2 separate regions of the Homo sapiens genome follow, and region 1 is linked to region 2. The links are chromatin contacts, found by Hi-C or POLR2A ChIA-PET in ENCODE. All regions are on one chromosome and are shown on one strand. The core of a region is the stretch at or near the end of the contact, and the rest is flanking DNA. Distances in the headings are between cores, read along the strand shown. Region 1 has its middle 180 kb from the start of AGR3. Region 2 overlaps LOC105375170 (a long non-coding RNA gene).

Evidence for each region. Hi-C counts contacts between places; a loop is a spot of excess contacts on that map. ChIA-PET counts read pairs that join two places held with the same protein, here RNA polymerase II (POLR2A). Pooled maps may share reads with other maps.
Region 1: a pooled map shows a loop between it and region 2 (2.6-fold over the local background). The contact joins two enhancer-like sites. A Hi-C loop is called at or near these places in 2 of 168 maps with a recorded cell type or tissue (PC-3 and mammary epithelial cell) and 5 of 50 pooled maps. POLR2A ChIA-PET finds 5 or more read pairs at or near these places in 4 of 52 experiments (OCI-LY7, T-cell, activated CD4-positive, alpha-beta T cell and 1 more).

The regions. Positions count from the first base shown.
Region 1 is chr7:17,056,624-17,062,475 of GRCh38, forward strand. No RefSeq gene overlaps it. Among named protein-coding and RNA genes, the nearest start is that of AGR3, 180 kb to the left of the region's middle. Within about 2 kb of position 2,133, at least 2 of the 41 ENCODE cell types and tissues checked have a DNase peak (open chromatin) inside an H3K27ac peak, as active enhancers do.
Region 2 is chr7:17,018,016-17,024,063 of GRCh38, forward strand. LOC105375170 (a long non-coding RNA gene) reads left to right here. Exons shown (of 3, transcript XR_927067.3): 2 at 2,253-2,442; 3 at 3,335-3,547. All of the region lies in intron 2 of LOC124901595 (a long non-coding RNA gene), which reads right to left. Among named protein-coding and RNA genes, the nearest start is that of AGR3, 140 kb to the left of the region's middle. Within about 2 kb of position 3,341, at least 2 of the 41 ENCODE cell types and tissues checked have a DNase peak (open chromatin) inside an H3K27ac peak, as active enhancers do.

The DNA of each region.
Region 1 (5,852 bases), core at 883-3,382, 37 kb after region 2:
TACTAAACAAATGGCAACTATTATCTTGCAGAGAGTAATGGCACATACCTAAAAGATTAGTGTTCCAGAGATTGTGATTTCATCAATGCTGTAACTAAAACTGTGTATATGACGTGTGCTATCCTAGCAAGATTCCAATGCATCGGTAAATCAAATTCATTCTAAAGAAATAAGGAATAATGCCAATAGATATTTATTATTAAAATCATAATAGTAGAGAACTTTATTTGATACCTATAGTTAAGGAAACATTTGTACATACGTGTTTTTATGCAATCCATGAAAGTCATCTCTTTATTGGGCAGAAAAATCATTCCAGACAGAGGGAACAGCTAATGCCAACGTTTGAAGGGAAACCATGCCTGGCATGTTCAAACAACAGCCAGGAGGCCCATGGGGTCAGAGCAAAGAAGGGAAGAGAAGTAGAAGATAATGCTGAGAGAAGAAACCCAGGGCTAGATTACGTAGGTCATGGTTCGGACCTTGACTTTGTTTTTAGTGAAATGGTGGGTCTTTGCAGGGAGTGAGGCATGACATGATTCCATTTATGTTTTATGGAGTGGCAAAAGTCACTCTGGCTGCTGGTTTTAGAACAGATTGTAAGGGAGATGTAAGGGTAGAAGCAGGAACACCAGCTAAGAGGCAAACATAACCCAGTCTTGAAGTGGTCAAACTGTGGCTCTGTTTTGAAGGTAGTAGTGACAGGATTTCCTGGCAGACTGGATGTGCAGCTATGAGAGAAAGCAAGAGTCAGGTCAGCCCTAAGGCTTTTGGCCTAAACAAATGCAGGATGGAATCGCCATTCTTCAGGTAAATTGGAACAAGTGTCAAGGGATGCATTAGGAGTTTAACTCAAAGCACATCAAAGAAAGAATAAATTAATCAATTATATATTCATAGAATGAACCAGAGCACTGAAAATAAATGAAGAAGCAATGGATCTCATGGACGAATACTAAAAACACAGCATCGTGCCAAAGAAGTCAGATACAGAAGAATATATACTACCAGTTTCCAATTTTGTAAAATTTAAAAATAGGAAAAAAATTACCTTGTTTAGAGATGCATATTCAAATAGCCAAAGAATAAAGTAATGCAAAGCTATGATTCCCATCATATTTAATAGAGCAGTTATCTGTAAGGTGAGAATGAAGGAATGAACATACTGTTGAATGCTGAGGCAGGTAGGATGATGGTTATGTGAATATTTGTCTGATGATTTTTCACTTTATGCATTTTAATATCCCTGTGTTATATTTAGCAACAACAACAAAAGCTTTAGAAATGCTATGCAGCTTTCAAGACCTACTCCTCCATGAAATTTGTTCTGATCACCCCGTTCTGTGAGCTTTATTTCTATTCTAAAGATAGAATCATTATTAACTGTATAGGTCAATTGATTAAACATTACCTTATAACATTGCTTCAGTGGTTATCTTGAAATATTAGGAAACTATTTGGTAGTGGTTCAAATAATGTTTTATTATAGATCATCCTTCCATCCAGCTCTTGAACCCCATGGCAAAAAACCCAATTTTTTGTTCACAATAGTAACTTGATGTCTGGTAACTAACACATAATTATAGATTGCAGATCTAGGGAATACATTATTCAAGTATTTATTTTTGAAAAGTTCTAATAGTATCACACCATGAAGGGCAATATTGTGCCCTGGAAAGAATATTAGAATTAAAGTAAAGAAGTCTGAGTACTCCTTCTTCTCTTGGTAGATGTTTGCTTAACCAAGCTATTTAACTTTTCCAAGTATTGAGTTCTTTGTGTGTTAAGTGTGGTATTTGGGCTAAATTCTCCTTTTCGGTTGTAATATTCTATGAATCTTTGAAATACTGTATTATAAAAGGATGCAAGAATCAAGGTTCAGAATCTGTTAAACAAATCATGTCAAAAAGTACAGAGATTATAAGGGCCAATTTTGGAAAACAACAGACCTGGTATTTTTTGAACAGGTAAAAATAATTTTTTTAATTGAAGGAAAGCTCAATATATTTCAAGTAAAAAGACACATAGAAAATAGAGGAAAAAAAATGGTGATATAAGCCACACAACGATAAACCACTTTTTATTTTTTTTTCCAAGAAGAAATGAGGAGATGAGTCACCAACTGACTCTGTGACCAAAAAGTCATAGAGGAAATTCAGAAACAGAAGCTGGATTAGGGGAACTGAAACAATCATCAAAGAAATAAAGTATGCATATTTATTTTTCATGGGATAGAACATTGTGTACTTAGTTGCCCCAATTTTGCTGTTTTGTTTTATGGGTTTATTTGGGGAAAAATAGCCTATTCAAATTTAGGTGGAAATTATTAGAGATTATTGATAAATAATTTGAATAGTCATTAAATTGTAATCTCTTAAGAGATAGAGAATTTAAAGCTTGTTTATTCCTGATACCCAGTTATTAAATGTATTTGAATCTGTTTCTATACCTGCTCAGTGATCAGTCACTAAGCCTATTACTGAACACCTCCAATAACAGAGGTCTTAGTATCTTCTGTTGCTGCAGTTTAAAAGACTTACTGTATTTTCACACAGAGGGCTACTTTATATGGAGAGATTATTTTACAGCTGTCCTTAAATGGTATCTTTTTTTTTTTTTTTGGTTGGTTTAACTTCACAATATGTATGCCTGATTTTCCTCCATTTTATTTACTGTTGTCAATGATACTTTTAAGGATTACTACTTACTGAGAGTGAGATTACATGCTTATATTTCATGATTTGGGGGACCAATACTCTAAATCCCATATGGTGGGCTCACAGAAAGAATAACTATCTATCTGATTGCCACCGGAGCATTATATTTTATATTAGTTGACTGAATACAGTTTGACCAGATCATGGCAAACTTGCTTGTCTGTTGGTTCCCTACACATATGGACCCTTTTATATTCAAGGACAAAATGAAGTCACCAAAAGACAAAATTAAAGTATTTTAGAATATGGCTGGGCATGGTGGCTCACACCTGTAATCCCAGCACTTTGGGAGGCCGAGGCAGCTGATCACCTGAGGTCAGGAGTTCGAGACCAGCCTGGCCAACATGGTGAAACCCTATCTCTACTAAAAATACGAAATTTAGATGCGTTGGCATGCTCCTGTAATCCCAGCTACTTGGGAGGCTGAGGCAGGAGAACCGCTTAAACTCAGGAGGTGGAGGTTGCATTGAGCTGAGATCGTGCCACTGCACTCTAGCCTGGGCAACAGAGCAAGACTCCATCTCAAAAAAAAAAAAAATTCAGAAGACATAGTTAATTTCAGTTACTTCCTCTTTCTGTTTTTTACCTTCTTCATTATAGAGCGTTTCTCCCTAAATCTGAAAATGAATACTCTGAAAAATTACAACTTTAGATGTTTTGCTATAGGAACAAGATCAATATTTACTCAGATAAAATTTACTACTATTCTGTTTGTAAATAAGAACTTGAAGAAATGGATCCAAGTTACGTGGTTACTTATATAGAATGATCAAAAACAAAAGGGAACTGGATAATTCTATTACATTTATGGAAACGTAGGACCAGAAGGTTAAGTGTGAATGCACTATGTGCTCTAGGTTATGTTGAATCTGACACCTTAATCCTGGCACCAGCAGTGAAGTCCTTGCCTTAGGGCCTTAAGGGTGTCCCAGCATTCAATGCACTCAATGCATTTTACTTAAGCCATGCAATAATGAGGCATCCTCATATTTTCTTTGAGCTTTCAATCAAATGATAAGTAGAGTTTTAGTGAAGATTCTCATAATGTGTTCATTTCTTGCTATGATAACTTTTCCTTATAAGAAATACGATCTTACATTCTCTCCCAACTGAAACTTTTGACTGTGTCATCTTCAATAAAGCAATTCATTCTATATCATATGTAGAATGCTCATGTTTTTTCTATCATTTATTATGTTAAGCATGAACTTGAATGAAATGAGCAATTTTTGTAGGCACAAAAGAGGCGTGCTGTTTTTGGAGAGTTTGACAGCTTCCCACCCAGAGGTACCTTTTAACGTGACGGTGAGCTGGAGTGCCCTCCTCTAGGGAGTAATATTAGCAGCATGTCCTTAAAAGCACGCCTATCACCTTTTTATTGCCTGAAGAGGTCTTCAAACCTTGGCCTTCTGCAGATCTGACCATTCACCTTCATCTTTTTAATTTCCTCATTATGTAGGTCAGTGAATAGAAGTACTCTGTTTCAAGCAGGAAATCTCAGGACACGTAGTGTAGAACCAAGAAATTTGTTACTATCTGATTTATTAAGTCTATCACATAAATCACAATACTGATAACCTAAAACATAAATGTTGTTGTCTGTGTGTTGCAAAAATTTTGGTCAACTTAATATTTAAGAGGCATTTTTTCTGCTGCTTGATTATTTTGTTTACTAAATATGCGTCACCTTTATAGCTTTTTTATTTTGTTTTGTTTTATTTATTTATTTTTTTAGACGGAGTCTTGCTCTCTTGCCTAGGCTGGAGTGCAGTGGCGCGATCTCGGCTCACTGCAACCTCCACCTCCCGGGTTCAAGCAATTCTCCTCCCAAGTAGCTGGGACTACAGGCATGTGCCAACATGCTCAGCTAATTTTTGTATTTTTAGTAGAGACGGGGTTTCACCATGTTGGCCAGGCTGGTCTCAAACTCCTGACCTCAAACAATCCACCTGCCTCAGCCTCCCAAAGTGCTGGGATTACAGGTGTGAGCCACCGTGCCCAGCCTATAGCTAACATAGGTAAAGCACCCATCTAATTTCCACTTTAACTTATAAAAAAATAGAATAAACTAGTAAACTGTATAGTATGTAAAAAGGTGATAGGTGCAATGGGAAAAGGTAAACAGACAAGAGAGTCAGAGCACTCTAGAAGGTGGGGAGGAATGTTAAAGTACTTGTAAATAGCCATCAGGAAAGGCCCAATTGTAGCTTGACGATTAAATGCATCAAATGTAACTAATACTGAGTTATTCCTAGTAGAATATCAGGGTGTGTGTTTGTTCCTATGTAAAAGCTGTTACTCATAGACTCTGGTCAGGTGCATAAAAAGGCTGCACTTGTCTAGGAGAGCACTCAATATTTCCTTAACAGGTAGATGTAAAATGACTTGGTTATTCATCAATTTCATACTAGCCAGTACGGAAGTTGAATCAGAAGTATTACATTTTAGTAAACTGAACTAACTTCACTTTTATCACTGTGGCAGCTAACTTTCTTCTTTTGCAGATGACGATAGTGAGATAAAATACCTAAAATCGAAGAGCAGATGGAGGTTAAGAAAGTACATCATCATTGCTTAAAAAGTGAAAATTTCATAATTAAGCTGTATTATTGAAAATTAATATTTTTAAAAAACATAAAGTTCAGCCACTTAAAAACCCTAATTCAGTGTTTTACTTGCATATTTGAGCAAATAATCATGCTGTTTTATTTTATAGAAGACATTTCATAAACCTCATTTTTTTCATTTCTGCTATGCAACTTCAAAAAAGAAGCCAGAAGATTACCTAGCTGAATCTAAACCAATAAAATGTTTCAACACATCACATCTCACATCCATAAAAATACCCATTTTTAATTTTTTGTCTCAGTCACTTGAAAAGCCAACAGAAATGGGGCTGTTTATGTTCAAGATAAAGCAAACTAATCTTTATAACATGAACGTATCAAATACATTTTGAAATTTAAGTGGACATTCCTGGAACAGATTAGTTCACAGATGGATTTATTTAGGTCAATGTCCCTCACACTCTTTCTGAAAGCAGAGCCAACATCCAGAGAGTAGGACACAAATATTAATGAAAACTCACTTTACTTGCCCTTAGTTGAATGATGTTCCCTAAATCAGCTCACATTT
Region 2 (6,048 bases), core at 2,091-4,590:
TGGCCGGAACTTCCAACACTATTCAGGACATAGGCATGGGCAAGGACTTCATGTCCAAAACACCAAAAGCAATGGCAACAAAAGACAAAATTGACAAATGGGATCTAATTAAACTAAAGAGCTTCTGCACAGCAAAAGAAACTACCATCAGAGTGAACAGGCAACCTACAAAATGGGAGAAAATTTTCGCAACCTACTCATCTGACAAAGGGCTAATATCCAGAATCTACAATGAACTCAAACAAATTTACAAGAAAAAAAACAAACAACCCCATCAAAAAGTGGGCAAAGGACATGAACAGACACTTCTCAAAAGAAGACATTTATGCAGCCAAAAAACACATGAAAAAATGCTCATCATCACTGGCCATCAGAGAAATGCAAATCAAAACCACTATGAGATACCATCTCACACCAGTTAGAATGGCAATCATTAAAAAGTCAGGAAACAACAGGTGCTGGAGAGGATGTGGAGAAATAGGAACACTTTTACACTGTTGGTGGAACTGTAAACTAGTTCAACCATTGTGGAAGTCAGTATGGTGATTCCTCAGGGATCTAGAACTAGAAATACCATTTGACCCAGCCATCCCATTACTGGGTATATACCCAAATGACTATAAATCATGCTGCTATAAAGACACATGCACACGTATGTTTATTGCGGCATTATTCACAATAGCAAAGACTTGGAACCAACCCAAATGTCCAACAGTGATAGACTGGATTAAGAAAATGTGGCACATATACACCATGGAATACTATGCAGCCATAAAAAATGATGAGTTCGTGTCCTTTGTAGGGACATGGATGAAATTGGAAATCATCATCCTCAGTAAACTATCGCAAGATCAAAAAACCAAACACCGCATATTCTCACTCATAGGTGGGAATTGAAGAATGAGATCACATGGACACAGGAAGAGGAATATCACACTCTGGGGACTGTGGTGGGGTGGGGGGAGGGGGGAGGGATAGCATTGGGAGATATACCTAATGCTAGATGACGAGTTAGTGGGTGCAGCGCACCAGCACGGCACATGTATACATATGTAACTAACCTGCACAATGTGCACATGTACCCTAAAACTTAAAGTATAATAAAAAAAAAAAAAAAAAAAAAAAAAGAATTAAGAGAAAGAATTTCAACCGGGGGTGGTCAAGTCAAATATACTACTTAAGAAAGTTATAAAAATGGTTGTAATGTGGAAACAGATTCCAGAATAAAAATCCTTTTGTGAACACTTGATTTGGATTTCTGAATTTAATCATTTTCAGCTGCAACAACAAATGCTTGAACCACGTAAGAAGCTTTGGCTTCCCATATTTTAACAGATTTTTTTTCTACACATTAGTTTGTTGTTTTTTTTTCTCTCATTTCATGATGTTTCCATTCAGCTGTTGGCATAATAATGGATTACAGTGTGGTGAAGGAAAGAGTTGGGGTTTCAGATTAATACTTGAGTTTTCAATCCCTGCTTTTATAATTACTAACTGTGGGACCTTGGACAAATCACATTAACTCGCCAAGTATCAGTTTGTCTATAAAATAGGATAAAAATACGTAAAACACCTACTACATGTTTTCTGCAACATATAAGATGGGAGAAATTGTTGCTGTTTTATTATCATGATTACTGTTTTGAAAATTAGGCTAAGATAATATAAAAGTAGTATTTAGTGAGATTTGCTAATAGATGAAAGAGAATGAAATAAAATCTAAGGGTCAATATGCAGCAAAGTGTGCTGCTCAAAATAAAATCAGTCTTCTTGTTGAATTTGACATACATATCTCATTATGTGCCATATATTTTCACTCTCAAGCTCATCTGTGTTCTGCATTAAATAATGAATTCCTTTGGAATGTGAGTGAAATTTTCCAGAAGTTATTAATTTAAAAGTTAATATGGAGATCAAGTGCATGCTGTATCCTTTATTATTAGCTTGGAGTTCATCTGAGTTCTGTACTGCCTTTTAGTTTGTGTGTGTGTGTGTGTGTGTGTGTGTGTGTGTGTGTGTGTGTGCCTGCCTACCTGGCGATAATAGGGAGGAAATTGGTCATTTTGCATAAACTTATACTAAGATGTTAATTAAGCGTAATATATAGCTTTAACACAGGTCTAAAAATGTCTTTTTATAAAAGTTCTTCACCAGCTGAAGAAGTAGAGTTTTATTTCTTATTCTGGGTATACATCCAAAATAATTGAAATTAGGATCTTGAAGAGCTCACTGCATTCCCTTATTTGTTACAGCATTATTCACAATAGCAAGATGTGGGAACAACTCAAGTGTTAATCAACAGATGAGTGGATAAAGAAAATGTGCTATACATGTACAGTGTGATATTATTCAGCTTTACAAAGGAAGGAAATCCTGCCATTTATGGACAATGTGGATGAACCTGGAGGACATTATGCTAAGCAAAATAAGCCAGTACCAAAGGTCAAGTACTGCATGATTCCACTTGTATGAGAGATCTTTATAGTCAACATCATAGAAGTAGTGAGTGCAATAGGGCTTGCCAGGGGCTGCAATGTTATTCATCAGGTATGCTAGATGAATATGTTCTAGAGATCTGCTGTACAACGTTGTACCTATAGTAAACAATACAGTATGGTGTATTTCAACATTTGTTAAGAGAGTAGGTCTCAATTTAAGTGTTCTTACGACAAAAATAAACAAAAAACACAAAAACGAGACACAAAGAAACTATGGGGGCTGGGTGCAGTGGCTCACACCTGTAAGCCCAGCACTTTGGGAGGATGAAGCGGATAGATTACCTTAGGTCAGGAGTTCGGGACCAACCTGGCCAAATCTGTCTCTATTAAAAATACAAAAAAATTAGCCGGGCACGGTGGCATGCACCTGTAGTCCCAGGTACTCAGGAGGCTGAGGCAGGAGAATAGCTTCAACTAGGAGTTGGAGGCTGCAGTGAGCTGAGATCACGCCACTGCACTCCAGCCTGGGTGACAGTGAGACTCTGTCTCAAAACAAACAAACAAACAAACAAAAACAAAAAAGAAACTATGGAAATTGCTGGATCTGTCTACTACGTTAATAGTGGTAATTGTAACAAGAATGTTTGCATATGTTTAAACTTATCAAATTGTATACTTTAAATATGTGTACTTCTTCATAATATCAGTTATGCTTCAATAAAGCTGTTAAGAAGTTTTAATTTATTTAAATTTGTGTTAACCTGTCACTTTGTGAGGGTCATCTACTTTTTATACAAAGTCACTGCAACCTACATACTTAATTCTTTTGTACTGTTTTGAAATAAGCATACACTTGCAGACACATGTTTCTACAACATTCTTTGCTTTCCCAATAGGCAAGTTCAAACTCAGAAGGCGAAAGTCCAGCGGAAAGTACCGGAACTGAGGGAAAACTATTTGCCTAACCACCCACACCACTGAATGCTTTCTTGGAATCTGCTGTGTGTTTAAGATGATATCCTACCCACACACATGTAACCTTTACCTTTTTGCAAACCAAATCTGATTCTACAAGGAAAGCACAAAAATAAAAATATTTTTCTCTCAAATTATATCAGATTTGTTTCTGCTCAAATTATCTCAGACTAGTTTTAAAAATTGTAAACTCTCCCATATCAAGCATCTAACTATCCACTGAATTTGGCTATGCAACTTCAGTTTTTAGAGAAGGTGGTAAAGTCTCTATTTTTAAGGGGGAAAAATTAAGGGTTACTAAGAAATATAGAAATAAAACTGGATTTTTTTTTTTTGCTTTGTTTTACAGTGTTTCTGGAACTTTCTTTCTTTTCATTCCTCAGTAGCTTTCCGGACTCTATCCTGAACTGAATCTTCTTTTGTGAAAGTTACCTTTGACCTGTGACTTGACTAAGCATGGGCTTTTTACAGTACGTGGTGCTTGATCAGTCTATGAATTCAACCCAATTAACATTTTCTCTGTAGAAATTGCTGCCATTGGCTCCCATGACATCATGCTTGTGTCCCTCTTTTAGTCTTTCTGACAACTTTTACCCAGTCTTATTACTCCCTCTTTTTACTTCACGTATTGTTTAATTATTGCTTCTTCCATGGGGTTCCATTCCAAACTCTCTTCTTTTTCGTTTCTACATACTTTCCCTGGAAAAATTCACTAAGCCATGAATAAAAGTATCAAATGGACATTCATGAATCCAGGCTTTCAGTCTCCAGCCCCATCTACCTGCCTGCCCTGACAATACAAACACTTGAATGATTATTACATAAATAAATATATTTCTAACTTCTGCCACTGTTTTCCAAAACCACAGAAGCCATCTTTATTTTGGTTGGCCATTTTATCCTTGGCAATAAGCACAGTCCCTGGCACATGGAAGGCTCTCAAAAAATCATCTTAGGTGTTGAAGGAGTGACCTCTTTTTGGCATCTCCTGATGCCCTCTAACTTTAATCTGTCACTATATCTTTTTGCTTCTATCAACTCACATATATTTCAAATCTGCTTTTTCACCATCATCCCCAATGACATTCTTTGGAGGAGACAGTATCTCCTGCCTACCATCAGCCTTGACTCCATCCACCAAACTATCAGTGTTCTTACTTTTTAGACACAAGTATGGTAGATGTACTCTCCTGTTCTTGAATATTTAATGGATTCCAAATTCTTCTAGTAACAAATCTAAATGCCTTAGCCCATTCTTCAGGGTTCTCAAACCCTAACCTGACTCTAACCTCTCTTTCCAATCCCATCTTTTCAATATATTCATCCTGTAATTCAGTAACTGCAGATGTCTCAAGTGCCCTGAACACTCCGTATTCTTTTTTTCCTATGTTGGTTTCCTCTGCTCTTTTGAACTTCTTTGTCATCTGTGTCTTGAACTCTAACACCTATGTGCATCTTATACTTTTAACTTATAAAATCCTATTTTTTGACAGATTGTTACCCAGTAGTCCTTGGGTGCAACTGATGAATGATGAATAGGGTCATAACATGAATGTAAACTCACTTTCTCTGACTTTAGACTCCGTCGTCTTTTGTGCTAAGGGGACCGTGGTTCCAGTTCCCAGCATATACTCACACTTTGCTCTTAGTCATTTTTCATTGCCATCCCTCTCTGCTGACTGCATTCAGGTCACCTTTTCTGTATCACTGTCTTGACTCTGCTCAAACCATGATCATAAAGAGATTTGTGGTAAATATCCTTTTATCACATGCATTGATCTTATTAGTGAGTCAGAAACCAGGGTGACCTCATTTTCTTGTTTTTCTACTGTACCTTTAGTTATAGAGTGCATTTCTTGATTCATTTTTAGTATATCTCTCCACTCTTGAAAAAATTGTCACAGGTCTTTGAGAGGCTGAGTTGGAAGACAGCTTACATAGGTAGCTATCTTTCACATAAAAAATCAAGTCTTTTCATTTCTCCTAGCCAAGCTCCTTGGTCTGGGTTTGTCACTCTGAGAGTCCTACTTGAGGATTAAGGCTGTGGGAGCCAGCTGTGAGTTCCATCTCCAAACATCGTTTTCCCATGGGTCTCACTGAATCCTCAGCCCAAAAAGCATTTCTAGTAGGCTTCTTAGATAACTACCTTATTAAAATGATTCACAAACTTAAGCCAAGAAGTATAAAGCCTATATAGAAAAGGTATCTCAAAATTAATATACTACTAGGAAGGCTGAAGTGGGAGGACCACTTGAGGCCAGGAGTTCAAGGCTGCAGTACGTTATGATCATGCATGTGAATAGCCACTGCACTCCAGGCTGGACAACGTAGCAAGATCTTGTTGCTAACATAATAATAATAATAACAACTTATAAGTGACCCAAGAATGATTAGCTGCTGTAGTTTTAAAAATGAATTATATGTATTCTCTGACATTGTTTGATAAAAAAGTATTAATGGTCCCACAGCATCCTACAATGATAGATGATTCGTGAGGAGTTTATGTCAGATTAATTAACTAGACAATTTATAAATGTGGCTACTAGCAAGGCAGATTCTGGATATCTTGAAGGACCAGGGGAAGAAAAAGAGATTTTCCCATATTCAGTGAGGTCATTTCTGCAATTAGTGGTTT